Linked DNA regions of Mus musculus: region 2 is linked to region 1. The links are chromatin loops, found by intact Hi-C in ENCODE. Cell type or tissue: left cerebral cortex. All regions are shown on one strand.

Region 1 (8,000 bases):
AAGAAGAAGGAGGAGGCCTCAATTGTCCCCAGGATAGCATGTTAACATTAGTATCTCAATATAAAACATAAATGACTTTAAAGTCACACACCATCTCTATAAATTCAAACCTCCTTAAAAGTCAGGCCAGGCGTGGTGGCGCATGCCTTTAGTCCCAGCACTTGGTAGGCAGAGGCAAGCGAATTTCTGAGTTCCAGGCCAGCCTGGTCTACAGAGTGAGTTCCAGGACAGCCAGGGCTACACAGAGAAACCCTGTCTTAAATAACCAGAAAGGAAAAAAAAAAAAAGTTTAAAAGTTTCTCAACTGTGGAGTCCTATAAAGCCAAAATAAGTTAGATACTTCCTTACTTCAAGAGGAAAGAACCAGGCCACACTCACAGTCTGGAAAAAGCAAAAGTAAATTCCAGCAGTGTAAATATCCCAGGGTCCAATCTCTGCAATCCACTCACGGTTTTCTGGGCTCCTCCTAAGAACTAGGCTAACTTCTCCGGCTCCGCCCTCTGCAGCGCGCTCTCCACGCTGCTGCTGTCCTCAGCGGTCATCCCACGGTACTGGCATCTCCAATGTGCCAGCATCTTCTGCTGCCATGGGGGTGCACTTTTACCAATAACCACTCCTGAACTCCACTCACACCTCAGCTCCTCTCCATGACCTCTTCATTGTTGGGGTTTCCACTGCTCTGAGGCTGCACCCTAACCTATGGCCTCCGCGGCCTCTCACTCTGTCAAGCCTTAGCGCCTCTCCATGACCCCTTGATGCCTTCGACACCAGAGCCACCTGGGAGACCAAAGTGAGCAGCCTTGGCCACTGCTGGAACAGCCTCTGTCTGCTGACTCTGAGGAAACACTTCCCAGAAGACTCCACCTCAGCAATGCTGGTGTCTTCTTAATCACCGCTAATTTCTCGGCTCCAGCTAACCACCATCAATTGTCCCGGCAAAGCAACGGTTTTACCTCTGGTTCTGGCCTCTTGCTAATCACAGCCTATTCTTTAAGCCCAGCTGACCAGAACCACAGGTTCCTATTTAAAAATATGCAATGGCCCCAAAATAAGGGATTCTCAATCTTCCCTCCGGAAGTTCATTCGCAAGCCAGGCCTCTATCACCCCCATTCCTCTCAACTCTTATCTTCTAAGCTCCCACCGAGCAGCAGCTCACTGAGCTTTGAACACTCGATGGCTTTTCAAACCCAAAGTTCCAAAGTCTTTCCACAATCTTCCTAAAAATAACATAGTCAGTCTATCACAGCAGTACTCTGAAATCCTGGTACCAATTTCTGCCCAAGTTAGGATCACTGTTGCTGTGATGAGACCCCATGCCATAGCCCACAGTCTCATAGCACAGTCCCTTGTGGAAGGCAGGCAGGTAGAAACAGAACTGTAACCTGGAGGCAGGAGCTGATGCAGAGGCCGTGGAGGGCGCTGCTTACTGACTTGTTCCCCATGGCTTACTCAGCCTGCTTTCTTAGAGAACTCAGGACCCAGGGATGGCACCACCCACAATGGGCTGGGCCCTCTCATCAATGTTAATTAAGACAATGCCTCACAGGCTTGCCTACAGCCTGTTCTTATGGAGTTATTTTCCTCTCTCTCTGATGACTAGCTAGTGTCAAGTTGACCTAAAACTAGCCAGCACATTGTCCATGTGACAGCCTTTCGAAACACCCAGGTAGGGTGGACCCAGGAAAGATGGTTTGAGCACCGGGGGAGGCATCCAACCTGCTGCTCACCGGGAGAAGCCACAGGGAGCCTTTCCAACAGAAAAGGGCTGAGTCAGATCTTTATTTTAGAAAAATGCCTGACAGCTGTGAGCAGGGCAGGGCAGAAAGGACAGGTCTAAAGGCAGGATGTCAACTCCAGTAATACTACAACTGCTGAGCTGAATTGGGGGGGGGGGTGCCAAGGAAAGAGGATCCTACCGAGTCCCAGTGGGTACATCTTCAAAACATGCCACACCTAAGGCTCAGGGAAGAGAAAGATTGTAGGAGTCAGAGGACCAGAGATGGCTGTGAGACCCTGCCTCCTAGTCATTTCAGATGCTACTACACCCATGAAGTCTCACCAACATGGCAGCCTGAACATAAGCTGAAAGCAGACATCAACTATAGACATGCCAAAGTGGACAGGGAGCCCACGAGGCCCCAACCCTCCATAAAGAACTACAGGCAACTAAGGACTGCTCAAAGTCTTTCCCAAGGAAAAGCACACCAGCTGATTATCAAATGTCAAGTGGTCAGGCCTGAAAACATACAAACAAGTACCATTATCTACACTGAGCAGGTTATAGTTAGGAAAACATATGTGTACACACACATGCGCACACATATACATGCATATGTATGTAACAACAATTAATGGGGGAAAAAAGGAAGCCATGAATTTGAAAGAGAGCAAGGGGGTTGTTAGGGAGTGTTTGCAGAGAGGAAGGAGAAGGGGAAAATGATGTAATTACATTACAATCTCAAAAAATAAAAGAAATAATAAAAAAAGAAAAGATTCCAGAAACAAAGGAGTGGCCTGGGAGCAAGCCCAGGCCAGAGGGCTGTCCCTGCCAGATGAAGGACAGCCCGGCAGGGGGTCTGCGTTATGCAATCAGCAGGCAGGCCCCTGCCTTCCCCAAGAAGTGCCAGCCCAGAAGCTCTCCGCACCCATCTGTACCACCCCTGTGCCACAGTTCCAGGTGCCAAGCGGTGGCACTGACGGCTCCAGCCCCACAGTTCAAGCCTGGCTATGGGAAGCTGGGCCTCTGTTCATTTTCTCCAAGTCCACAGAGGCTGGGCCCTGGGCCCAGTGAAGTCACTGCCTGAGAAGCATCCCTGGCTCCCCGCCCACCCATGGAGGCTATATTTGGAGCAAGACAACTCCCTGCAGACACAGAGCATTGGACCCACCCTGAGGAGCTGCCCTGACCAATTTTACCAAGCAGGGAGGGGGGTGTCACCCATCTCTTCGTTTGTCTGTCCATTCATTCTGCTCGTATGTTCATTCAACAAGTATTTCTGACACACACACACACACACACCCCAGTACGAAGAAGCCGTGCTTTAGGCATACATTCTTATGTAGGCATGTGAGTATTTGCTTTTAAACAGGGATGGCAGGACAGACTCTCAGTGCCCTCCCTCAGAGCTGGCTGGCACCAGTGACTCACAGTCAGGTGCACCCTGTCTCTATGTACCTGTGTACACATGCGAGCCAGCACGCGCTCCCCAAGGAGTGACAGTGACTCAGCTGCACAAGGCATCTGGGTACCTGTGTGGATGTGTCTGTGGGCACAGCCCTGAGTCCAGGCTCTTGTTCCCTGAGGGTTGTGACTCAACTGCACATGGTGACCCAGGAGCCCACAGGCCAGCTGTGTCTTTTCAGCTTCCACCAACCTGACAAGCCAAATAGACAGTGTTGGGTGCAAATATTCTCTCACAGACCGTGCCTGGAAGACTGTGAGGCCAGGTGACCTTGGAAGGCCACAAAGCAGTAGCAGTTCCTATCCAACAGCGGTGGCCATGGAGCCAAGGCCCCTCAACCTCTTTGCTGATGCTTCCTGGAACCTCAGAGGTAACACCCCCTGACTCCATCAACACACGGAAACACCAGCCTCAGGAGTCACACACTAGGACCCAGGCCCAGGCATTAGAGTTGTGTTCTTCAAGCTGGCGGCACAGCCAATGTTCCTGCTATATCCCCCAAGTCTCTCTGTGGCAGCCTTGACAATCAACCAGCTTTTAGCAAGCTGAGACAGAGGCCGGGTGCTGACCCCTGGGGTTCCCCACAGGCAGCTGCCCCATCTTCACCTCTATGCTCCATCTGTCCCTGGCTGTCTCTGTCCTTATCTGTCCCCAGTCTATCTTTGTCTCTTCTCCCCGTCAGGCTGTCTACCACAGAGGCCTCACTAGAGCCGAGGTGCTGACAGAGAGGGGGTGTGGGGTGGACACTCAGTGTCCCTTTTTCTGCCTTATCAAGAAAACTGAAGTCATTGCTCAGGGGGCTCAAGCTGGAATTTCGCCCTAGATGACCTTCCTGGGTCTGGGGCCTCCACAGAGACAGCCCGGGTCAGAGAGTCAGGAAACAGGCCCCTTCTCTGTGGCTGCTGATCCTCCACCCTCCACCCTCCCCCATCCCCAAGGCGCCTCCAGCCAAAACTCCAAGCTTGCTGGCTTGCTCCCAGAAGGCATTGTAAAGGATGGTCAGACAGAAAGCTGTGGTGACCACACTGGACCAAGGATGCAATTCAGGGTCCCCTCAGCTCCCAAGGGAAAGTGCCAGGAGCCTCAGAGACAGAGAGACCATAGAACTCCCACCCCATGCCTTAGGCCTGCCTGCATTGTGGGAGTGGTGGGGGCCCTCTGGCACAGAGGACCCCTCATTTGGGCTTTCTGGTCCCCAGAGCCTGTGACTCCTTGGGGTGACTGACTACCTACCTTCCTGAGCCCAATTTTTCACATCTGTAAAATAGGTAAATCACGTGAACACTATGGGTTGGGGAGATTCGGTAAAATTAGGTGGGGTCTGGCTCCCGGCAGTGCTCAGAGTTTGGATTGTCCCCACTGACAGGATCCTGGTCAGCAGAACACAGGCATCGCAGTCTTAACCCGCGGACATGGTGCACGGCTGCCACCTGGCGGCCGCCTGGCCAGAAACACACAGATCCAACAGGCCTCCCTTCGGAATCCTTGCTGACTGTCCCAGGTGAGCTCACACCTGCTTTCCCATTTCCCACACTGGGTATCACACCACCTTGTGATAGAAAAAAATCTACAGAGTTGTTTGTTAGGAGAAAGAATTCAAACGAGCCTGTCTATCAAGAGTCCGGGAAGTCCCCTCAAAGGCATGTGGGGTGTTTTCCACTTAGTATCGGCTTTCCTGAAGATTCCTGGGAGAAATGGAGACTAGATGCCACTCAGAGCAGCAGGAGCTGGTCAACCCTGAAGAATCTGTGACCATGGCATAAACCTTCAGTAGCCACCCAAGAAGTCACAAGGTGCAGGAGCAGAGATGTGGATCCTGGGGACCTGCTGGGGTATAGCAGTCCTGGCCCCTTGAGATCCCCTCGACCACCGCTTGCTTAGAGGTAAAGAGCTAGGCTATGAGCTGACAGGAACTAGGTATTTCTGGGCCCCATTCTGGGGCTGTTTGGTTCATTCCTCCTTGGACGCCTCAGAAGTTGCACACCTGCCTCTAAGCATCTCGGATATTCCCCCAACTCTCCAGAAGCCTCGCATGAGCAACTTAATACAGACACCTGCCAGACGATCAGCAGAAATCCCCACCACATGGCCTGGCCTAGCTCAAAAGGAAAGTCCCTCACCATGTGACTTCCCCAACGGCATTGTGGGGTGTGGGGAGTGTCCCCACCAGCCTTTAAGGGGCAGATGGCCATCTTGTGCTCCAGGGGTGACACGCTGGGGACATCATCTGTGCAGTGCCATTCTGAGGGCAGACAGCCTAGTCTAACCCTTTCAGTTGACTCAGTGACTGTCTCCAGCAGCCCCAGGCAATCCCCTTCGAGCCTTGGGGGTTGGGGGTTCAGCTTGGTTGCAGGTGGGTTTTGACCTAACTGCAGAAAAGAACTTTGCCCACTAGTTGTTCCAGCACACTGTGATGAGTGGACAGCCATCTGAGAACGTCACCTTTCAATTCAGTGCAGCTGGGCCAGCAATCTTCTCCACGGAGTGCTGTCCTCAACCTTGTCCAGAGAAGCTTCTCTGCAGTGAGCAGCAGTAATGCAGAGCAATGCAGCAGTAATGCAGAGACTCCTAACTGGTCAGAGTGCTGACAGCAAGTGACTGTGGAGTGATCAGCCCCAACTGGAGCATCTGTATCAAGCCCATCCGGTGGCCCAGGGAACATCAAGGCAGAACAAGTGCAGGAGTTGGGGATGGGGAGGTGTGTTATGGAGCGCTGCGTTCTTGACCAGACACAGCCACTGTGCTCAGGGAGTCACGGCAGCCCATAACCAAGCCAGTAAGATCAGTCTTCATTCCGAAAGGCAGCACTGACTGGACTCAGTTACAAAAATGAAAGGAAAAAAAAAGTGGAGGAGGGGCATGCAGGGGCAGGGTGCAGGACAGGGGGTGGGGATGGGTATAATTGAGATACATTACAAACATATGAGATTGTAAAGAATAAATAAAAGTCTATAAAAGTAAACTTCACGTAAGGCAACTTACTGAGTTTAGTGTTTAAGCAGAAAGACACTCTTAAAGATCACATTCAGGGAAGGGACACACCTGCCTCCACAGTGGCTCTGCACAGACCCGGGGGCTCTGTAAGCAGGTTCAGGGCTTGAGGAAGACATGAGCTGCTGCACCCTCTTTGCTGGTCCACATGAAGCTGTCCTTGAGGAGGCTTTCTGTGGGCACAGTGTGTGTGTGCGCGCGCGCTGGAAGAAGTGGTTCTTATAGTGAAAAAGCAGGTCCCCCCAGAGGATGCACAGAAGGCTGGTTCAACACACCACGGTAATCTGCAGGAGGTGTTTCTCAGAAAGGGAGCACTGTCCTAATGCAGGAAACATCAGTTGTCAAAAACTCCTGGGTCAGCCCTGGAGTAAAGCTCAGAGCTAGGTATGTGTGGAAGGGGAGATGTAGCCATCCTGTCTCAGAGTCACAACTGAGCCTAGATCTATGTGACTGATGCCCGGACTCCTTCCCAGGTAAGTACTCTGATGCAAGCAGGGGTGGGAAGCACAGAACGCTGGAAAAAGCCCTTTCCTGCCATCACCAGCTTCCAGCTCAGAACCAGGGCTGCAGGCCTTGGGCCTCCGAGATGAAGTCTTTTCCCTAGTTCACATTCTCTGTAATCACTCATTGTATCCTTGTTTTCATAACCAGGAGTGTGCTGGCTGTAGTGGGTGCCTCGAACCAGCCTCGCTTGGAGAGTGCTGTCCATTCCTGTTAAGTCTTGCTGGCCCTTCTGAGGCTTCCAAGTCACCGGTCTTAGGTAGTGGGTATGTTTGTGGTGGACACTCAATTCCAATCCTGGAATGCTCTCCCCTGATATGAAACCCCTGCTCTGGCAGCCTAGGACAGCCTCACTCCCATTGGACAGACTTTGAGGGTGACATGGAGGTGGCAGCTGGTCTGAACCCCCAGTCTGTGATGGACCCTGTCCCTGGGGTGCTCCTGGCTAAAGAGCAGAGAGGAAACTCAGGAAGTGAGTCTCCCAGATACCACCTTCAGAAACCCAGGTTAGGCTACTGGTTGTGTTTGGGGGAGAACTGGGGTGAAGTGGGGAGGTGGGATCTGGACAGAGCTCTCCTTTGCTTACTCTAACAATCTCTCTGGCCCTCGCAACTGCCATACAGGAGGCAGACATAGAGAAAGGCCCACATTCCTGTGGGTGTATGGCCCTGACAGACTGTTTCTGCTCTAGTAGAAAATGGACAGGGAGGTTGAGTCTAGACTAGGGTTGGAATTTAGTGTCCGCCACAAATGTGCCCACTACCCAAGACCAATGACTTAGAAACCTCAGAAGGGTCAATGAGGCTTAACAGGAATTAACAGCAACTGCCCCCGAGCAGGGGTGATGCAAGGCACCCACCACAGCCAGCACACTCCTTCCAGTTATGAAAACCACAAATGTTTCCAGATACTGCCAAGTGTCCCCTCAGGAACAAGTGTCTGTACTTGAGAGCACTGCACTAGAGAAAGAAGGATGGTTTGACAAACACCTTTCTCTCCCTGCTCTCCTTCATGAGGGAAGACCAGCTTGCCAATACATAGTCAAGCTAGAACAAGGGACCGCTTCATCCACAGTACGAAGTTTTAATCTTGGTGACCATGTAAAACCAAATAGAAAACCACAAGGTTTATTCTAGTCAAAGACATAAAAATAAATAAATAAATTGAGAGAACAGAGACAAGAAGAAAAGACTTCAGAGGTAACAGCAACGATAGAGGTAGGTTCCTGAGCTGACCAAGGCTTCCCACAGCTGTGACTCACACCAAACATGAGGTCACAGCTAACTTCTTGAGGTCTTAACTCCCAAACCCAGTGTTTTCAGGAG
Region 2 (8,000 bases), 340 kb before region 1:
TTGAGTGATAAAACCGGGAAACAACAAAAATGGAACACATTAGATCCATATGCTAAACATGTAGGTGTAAAATAGAACACAATAGATCCATATGTTGAACATGTAGGTGCAACATGGTGCATTTTACAATCCCACTTGCACATGTATGTATATCAAACATTTTAAGGAAAGCTGTTGTGTAGGGGTTCACACCTGAAGTCCAGTGCTCAGGAGGTGGAGGCAGGAGGATCAGGAGTTCAAGACCAGTCTTGGCTACATAGCAAGTTGGCGTTCAAAAATAAAAGAGGGCTGCCATCAAGGGTTCAAGAAAGAGTATGAAAATTAATATATGTTATACATAATGTAATATATGCTATATATAATAACATATATATTTGTTACAAGAGAGAAGCGTTACAAAGACTGGTAGTGACAACTTGCCTTAAACTGACAAATGTGTTTAATTCAGCTCTCCCCACCTAGGAGTTGCATTTGTAAAAGAATGTGTCTGTGTATTAGATATATATGTCTATGTGTCTATAATATAGGTGTCTCTGATGTATTAAAGTGTCTAAAAAAGTATAGACTAAAATACTAATGATAGTTATGGCTGGGGATGAAGATAAAGGGGAGCCTTTGCAATGCCAAATAACTACTACATAATAAGTCAAATACTTCTGCTGTTAGACAAACGTATAACAGTCTACTAAAACTCAGCTGCCTGTGTGGCCAGTCATTTTATTGTTTTTCCAAAATGTTCCAAAATAGCTCTGGAACAAGACCAGTGGGACCACCAGATATCTATCTAGCCTCACCCTTCTTCCCATGCAAATCAAGACGAACCCTCCAATCCAGCTTTGGCAAAACCTTCCCTGGAACTCAGGATAACAGGGCCTCCTGCTCCTCCACTGGGGAAAGGAGGGTGGCTCCCTGAGAGTCAAACTCAGAACCTCCTTTCAAAAGCTGCCGTGGATAGCAGATGCCAAAACAAAAGGTCCCACCTCGAGGGTGGAAATGCTATTTGCGGCTTTGTAGACACAGGTGTTCTTCCAGGCGACTGGAGAACTACAGTGCAGGACTGTGCACAGCCAGGAATAGCTTCTCAGAAGGCCCTTCTCTCAGAAGCCAGCTCCGGAGGCCTCAGTGTATGTTCTAACTATAGTTGGCAATGCAAACCAAAGAGGCCAGTAGCCTAGCTCAGGATGAGGAAAGCCATTCCTGATTTATGATCCTTGCTTCCAAGGAAGACCAGGAATTCACAACTCACTTTGTTTCTTTCCTTTGTGCTTATTGAGCTCAGCGCTAGAGCAGTTCCCCTTCCCCATCCTACTAGCTCCCATGGAAAGCTCTCAGAATCACCGTGGGGCGCAAATCACCTACTGACGCCATCCTCAGAGTTAGAAGACATGTGGAGACATCTGGCCTGAGAATCTAAAGGTTAAAATTATCTCATTTTACTCCCTATGTCTTCATAGCATCAAAATAGCCTGTAGCACTTGGGTGCATAGCCACGTTCCACCACTCGCTGTGTGACCTTGCCTGAGTTACTTCACCTCTCTGAAGTTCAGCTTCCTTATCTACTAAGAGAGATAATAACACCTCCTTCAGAAAGCTACTGTAAGAACTTGGTGAGATAAGGTATAGAAAGTGGCTAGAAGAATAGTTGACACCAAGCAAGAACTAAAAAAAGAACTGGTTTCTGGCCCACCCCATCTCTCCTTTCCACCCTTAGCTGTTCAGACAACCTGCTGGTGCTGAACTTTCTAGAAATCGTCTGGTACCCTTGGTTGATTACAAATGGGTGATACCATTCCCACAGCCAGCAACAGTAGCTACAGATTAAAAAAAAAAAAAAAAAAAAGAACTGTGACTATTTCTTAGCTGTGGACAGGTTCAAATCAGCTCACAAAATGACTCAACACCGTTGATAAATGATGTGTTCTTGGCATCAGGAGGCCCTATCCCAATAACCTTCAGCACCTTATGAAGAAAAAAAAAAATCCCGAAGGCCAGTTGAACAGCCTCCAGAGAAGGGCCCGAGGCTTTGTGGTGACCTTTAGTTAATCCCAAGTGCTCCAGCAGGCTGGTCATAAGAGGGTCTCTGTCTGCTCAGAAATGTCTCAAGTCACAGGTTTAGCAATAGGAACGACTCCAGCAGAGCAGCTGTCTGGTTCCTCTCCGGGCTGAACCACCACAGTTCTACTTGCCTTGAATTCCCTGAGGTCATAAGACTCCCTCAGACGAAGGCTAGATGCCTGTTCCCAGCTGCCCCTAAGCCGGTGCCCAACCTGTCTTTGGCGGCTTTGTCTGGTAGGTTGAAGTTCTGCCAGAGTAAGGTTTTGGCTGAAGGGCTCTGTGGCTACGGGACAAACCTTGGCTTAAAGAAAGAACTCGAGTGAGTGGCTTTGAGCCTCTGTCGGTGAGGCCAAGGTGGTCTCTGCTCTTCGCAGTTTCCGCAACCCCTTCAGACCCCCCCCCCCCCAACCCACTGGCACAGCAGTTGCAGGATTGAAACTTCTGATCGTTTCCTCTTTCATGCGTGCCCTGTGCCTCTTCAGTGCCTGGCAAAGTTCCATGCGAATACTTAGCAAGAAGTCCTTGTGGCCAGGATGGTCTGTGCTGCATTTATGATCTACTGGGGCTGGGTGCTCCAGGAAATTGTTAAGATCAAATAGGACACGGAACTGGATGGGACTGATGCTTCCTACAGCCAGAGGCGAGTCTATGTGCTATAGGCTGCTTTCTTCTGAAGCAGGAGCTGCTTCTATCAGGTTGTGTGTAGACTCAGACAAAGGACCAGCGCATTTCATTGTGTATATAGGCTTCTGTAAGGAAGAAAACATCTAGTCCCACGGTCCGGGTTCTGAAATGCCCTTCCCAAACCAAACTGCTTCCAGAAACCCTGAACTAGCTGGAGGTACAGGCAATTCAGCATCTCCAAACGGCTAGCAAAACTTTCAGGAAAGCACAATAATTGGTCTTCAGGGATTGGCTGAGTGAGCCAATTGGCCAGGCCTCCTAGCTAGACAGGTACATGGCGTCACCTTAGCCTCCTAATCTTATAGTCCCTGTGCCCTGGGCCTTCAAGCTTAGAGGCTAGCATTCCTCACTGGATACAGAGGTGACTGAAAGCACGGAGGAAGGAAAGAGGGAGAGAAGGCTAGATAGAAGTGAAGGCAGCATGAAAAAAGGCTTGGGAAAGAGGAAGGAAGAGGAGAACTGGAAGGGGAGACGAACAATGAAGGTCTCAGGCCCTCGGAGGCGCACGGTTCCGGCTGCACGTCCATCCGCCCGCCTCCGGCCAGCAGCTGCTCGCCGCGCAGCGTGTGGGCGCTGAGTCACTGCCCCTGCACAGCAAGCCCGCGTGCAGGTCGGGGAAGGGGGGAGAAGACGAAGGGAGGGGAGCCCAGTTGGCATCTGCAAACTGCTTTTTCCCCCCCTTTCTTTCCTCTTTCATTAAGACTATGTGCTGACTCCCACGTAGAAGAACTTATTAAACCGCACGTACTACTCTACCGCTCTTTGGGGGAGCACGCATGGTGGCCAGCAGGGGGCGCTACAGCCCCGCTTATGGACGTCAGGGCCCAGTGAAGACTTGGGCTGCTAGCTGAGGGTTTCCCAGAGCTGCTGTGCGAACGTTTTGCGGGTCCCCCACCCCCGGTAGCTTTTAACACCCACAGTTGGAGCATAAACTCTACTTAGAAAGCCTTGGATATCAGTTTAAGTCTCCAAAGAGCGCCTTAGCTCAGGTCCAGTGAGCAACCCTATAAAATTGGGAGTATATTGCGCAACTTAAGGAGCCCAGGCTCGCCTATTAGGGCTCACCCTACCCTACCCGGTCTGGTTGCCATGCAAGGAGGTGAACTCGGGTATCTCAGAGAACTCTTGACTCCCTCCCAGGACACGCGCTTTGTGCATCCACATGGACACCAGAGCTCACAACAGGTAAGCCTTGCTTAGAGAGGTTGCTTTGCACCCACAATGCAGTTCAATCTTCCCAAAACAAGAAGCAGAATCTCAGCACTTCCAGGCCGACCCAAACCCAGACCACCATCCTTCCCCAAATGCATGAACCGAGAATGAATCAGCATTGAGACAGTTTATTGGTTTGCTTTTTCCCAGATCACATATTTTATGTAAATAGATTATAGGAAACACAATGTTTTTTCTTCATCCACAGGCGATAATCAGGCGCTCTCCACCTTACACACACACACACACACACACACACACACACACACACACGGAACCAAACAACCTTACACCTTGCTGAGACATTCACGTCTTAAAATAGGGGAAGGTGACAATATAATCACTTTAAAATGCCCTTAATACAATATATAACGTACAAAAATATCTCTATATATTTGAAGTTACAAAAAAAAAAACCTTGACAGCAACAAACTTAAATACTATAGTTACCTTTGGCTGGACAACAAGCATTGCACGTTCCTCGCTAGGTTTTGGAAAGTTCAAGTAGTAATGAGGCTTATGCCCCGTGAGAAACCAGTTTATGAGCGGGCAAGGCAGTGGCTCAGACCCCTGCCCGGAGAGTATCAGCCTGTAAGTCTCGGTTTCTGGCATGAGCCTGGCTTGGTCTTGGGTTCCTCTGCCTCCCCTAGGGGCAGCCAGGCAGATCTCTGCAGGATTGTCTCAGTCCGCCCCGGTGCGAAGTTCTCTGATTCCGCAGGCGCCAACGGGATACTCGCCCGACTGTTCAATGCTGTCACCCGCACCTATATCCTAAAGAGTCTGGAGATGTGCGCCCAGGGGCCTGGGGCTGTGTGTGTCTGCTCCTGGGAGGACTCCACAGTCCGGGACCGGAGGACCTCCAGCAGGGAACGCCGGCGCCGGCGGCCATAGCCTTGAGGGCTGATCTTGTTTCTGGGAGCCATGCCGTCCTTGTCTTTGTCTGTTAGCTGGTAGATCTGGTGGGCCAATTTCTGAAATGTGCAGGTCCCGAAGCGGCATCCATTGCTGCGGGAACCCTGGTTCATGCTCTGGCGGTAGCGTTTGACACGAATGTGGGCTTCGCTCTGATTGCTGTGAAGAAGGAAGGACACCTCATCAACCGGGGCTTTGGTCCCAACCACCTGGGACCGGAGCCATGCAGTACCCGAGGGACCTGGAACCCGTTCCCTCCGCCGGAGCCTCAGCTGCAGTGCAGCCAGGACAATCCCCAGGGTCAGAGTAGTGGAGAGGGCACATCCTCTGCAGAGAGCATAGTTACCTGGCTTGTAGGGGGCCAGTTGTGTTCTGCTCGTCCAGGAATGGATCAAGAGTCTGGGTAGGAACTGTCGTCTCATCAGCGAGTCCCGTAGGGTAGCTGCTGGATGCTTGTAGTTCCCTCTTCCCACGACTTAGCGCCCACTTATTCCACCTAGAAAACACAAGCAGATGCGTTTGGCCTAAGTTCAAGTGATGTCCCAGCCAGCTCCACTCCCTTTGTAACACCTCCAGACCATCTCTCAGTTTTCTCTCATTGCCAGGTATTCAAAGTGAAGAAAGAAAGCACGGCCCAAACTCACTTCTTTCGGAACTGCGAAGGAGTATCTGGCCCTGCAGTGTCCGCGCCTAGGAAAGCGAGTGAACCCAATAACATCAGGGTGATGGAAACCAGCTTCATTCTGTGGCGATGCTCTGATACCCTGGAAAGGAACAAGACACCGAGTGTGAGCAACCGGGCCAGCAGCACGATCCCGTCAGCACGCGAAGGGTGGCGGCAGGACGGGGAGCCGCTTGGCAGCGCTCTTCCTGGCTCAGCTGCTTATCTCCCCCACTGGCGCAGAGAAACACCGGAGATTTTTGCGCTGGCCGGGTGGGTGACAAGCAAGGCAAAGGAAGCCATTGAGAAGTGCCAGGCTTCCAGAGGTTTCCAACTAAAGTCCCAGGATCTCAGCCCAAGGAGGAGGGGGGATCTCAAGAGAGCTCCAGCTGTGCGCATGAGCTAGACCTGGGCAATGAGGTGTTCTCTACATTGGATACCCTAAAGTGGGTTGTTCCCCCTTGTCCAGCTCTGCAAGTTTTGGGGCTTTGGCAAAGCCGTCCCCCTCCCTAACATGCTGGAGGCCAGCGGTTCCTACCTGATAAAGGGGTGCGTTGTCAAGCACTTGAAGCAGAAAGAAGTCCTTCTGACAGTAGCAAAACCCCAAAGTCCAAGATTGACTGCGATGAGAAGCCGAGAAACCAGGAGCGGGAGCGGTAACGCTGGAGTTGCTCTGTCTAGTGTCACCAAGAAACCACTGACTAGTGAGCACCAGCTCCAGCGTCTTATAAGCGCTCAGGGGCGGACGGTGGGCGTGGTCAGATTTGCCCTGGAGTCCTCCCTCTCCAGCGTGCTTGCTTCTAAAACCAGACCTGCCCTGCAGCTTGCCTGTGGGTATGGGGGGTAGGGGTAAGAGGTCCCCTGTGGCTAGACATCTCAGAGATCCGCTCTGAGAGATTAGACTGGAGCAGGACTTCCCTTGCCCTAATTTCCCAGCATAGAGTTCAAACAGTGAGAAGGGAAGGGGAACCAGAACAACTCGGGTGGGGTGAATCCTTTGCCCATAATGTGTACAACCCAGAGTGCTGATCTGAGCTTCCTGGACAGTGCTGCAAGAACCGGGAGACGGGTGGGACACATGGATAACCAAAACCCCGGACTTGGGGAGCTGTGACCTCAAATGGACCGCGCCCCCTGCCGGCTTAGCACCTGACTGAGCCTCGACCCCCATCTGTGCCCGCAGGGTACACCTGGAAGGGAGAGGCTCAGTCTCCAGTGACTGGGACTGAGGGGTTTCTCGATAGACTAGCCAGTACGGATTTCGTAATAAGGGCAGAACTGGGAACAGCTGAATTGGAAATTGGGGTTTGGAGAGGGTAGTTATCTGAAAATTCAGAACTCACATTCCTATTTGGAAATACAGGAATAGCCAAAATTAGGAAGAGAGATAGTTTTGTTTTCTTCCTTGTGATACTATTATCCCTTATAAGGCTATGACCTGCGAGTTGACCTGACTGCCTTCATTCATCCATCATAAACGTGAGGATTGACTGACTGGGAGCACACTAATGCCTCACATATGTTAATCACTTTACAGTTGACAAATCCCAGCCAGATCCCAATCGCTTTTGATCTCTACACTCCCGAGCTGGTGTTCTCTTGAATTAAAGTGAAGTGCCGAAAGGGTAAGTCTATTGCCCAGTCACACTAAAGGTGGGAAGCTGTAGAGTCTGGACTCAAAAGACTGGGGCACAGCGGCTCGGTTTTCTGGCTGGGGTCACCATTCTCATCAGGTGGGGGGAGAATGCCGGCCCCCGCCTAGCCCAGAGATATGTGCTAATTCACGATGAATCAGTTCGAACACGTTTGCCACGGGCTGGTGCTCTTCACAGATCCGTGAGTTCACTTTCTTCCCTTCTAGGGCCAAACTGGGCGACAGGCGTAGCTCCGCATGCAGGTCTCCCGGAAGGTCCCGAAGCTAAAGACATGACCTACGACAGCTCCTAGCCCCCAGCCCTGGTGATGTGGACACAGACAACTCATGTCCTCTTCCTGGCGACCCCGGCAGATCTCCCAGTGTCCTACCTTATCTGCCTCTAAGTGTTAGACCAAGAGCAAAACCGACTAGGCATTCCTGTCCCGCGGACCTTGCTCACAGCGCAGACTATGCTAAGCACTGCTGGTTCAGCCCGTTTGTCACCCTCCAGACAACCATGGACATTGCACCTGGGGGAGAAATGGCCGCGCCGAGATTACTTATCCTCCTAAAACTGCAAAACGGAGTTCCCCCTTGGGCAGGGGACAGATTCCCAGGTTCTGCTTCTGGTAGGGGCTTGGGACACGGATGTTGAAAGGGCTGCAGCTAGGCGAACTGGCCCGCCTTAGGGCCTTCTGGGCCGTGGGACAGTCACCGCAGCAGCCCTGGCCAGTGGCTAGCCTGTCTGCACCAAGCAGCACATGTAGCACAGAACCCTAGAACTTGACCCTAGAACTTTTTCTCGCTTCTGTCCCGTTCTGTACCCTTCCTTTCATTTCA

What was found. Hi-C counts contacts between places; a loop is a spot of excess contacts. Peaks named below come from ENCODE experiments on the same cell type or tissue, not always from the same donor. Only the 100,000 strongest peaks of a DNase experiment are listed, where the experiment ranks them.
Region 2: it touches region 1 in a loop (8-fold over the local background); 41 of 42 quality-filtered maps call a loop at or near these places.

Annotation. Positions count from the first base shown.
Region 1 is chr7:110,283,647-110,291,646 of GRCm38, reverse strand. It overlaps Gm32861 (a long non-coding RNA gene), which reads left to right and starts at 3,249. Exons shown (of 2, transcript XR_869865.3): 1 at 3,249-3,553; 2 at 4,550-6,145. In left cerebral cortex, a CTCF peak has its summit at 4,621 (motif pointing left); DNase peaks (open chromatin) are centred at 2,842, 3,173 and 4,607; H3K27ac peaks cover 324 bases.
Region 2 is chr7:110,625,884-110,633,883 of GRCm38, reverse strand. It overlaps Adm (adrenomedullin), which reads right to left and starts at 6,227. Exons shown (of 4, transcript NM_009627.2): 1 at 6,063-6,227; 2 at 5,508-5,627; 3 at 5,210-5,359; 4 at 4,064-5,022. The coding sequence starts at 5,605. The coding sequence ends at 4,716. It overlaps Gm28863 (a long non-coding RNA gene), which reads left to right and starts at 2,978. Exons shown (of 3, transcript XR_003946665.1): 1 at 2,978-3,924; 2 at 5,469-7,149; 3 at 7,386-8,000. In left cerebral cortex, CTCF peaks have their summits at 3,520 (motif pointing right), 4,597, 5,679, 6,660 (motif pointing left) and 1 weaker place; DNase peaks (open chromatin) are centred at 5,392, 5,666, 6,252, 7,370 and 2 more places; H3K4me3 peaks cover 3,421 bases; H3K27ac peaks cover 298 bases.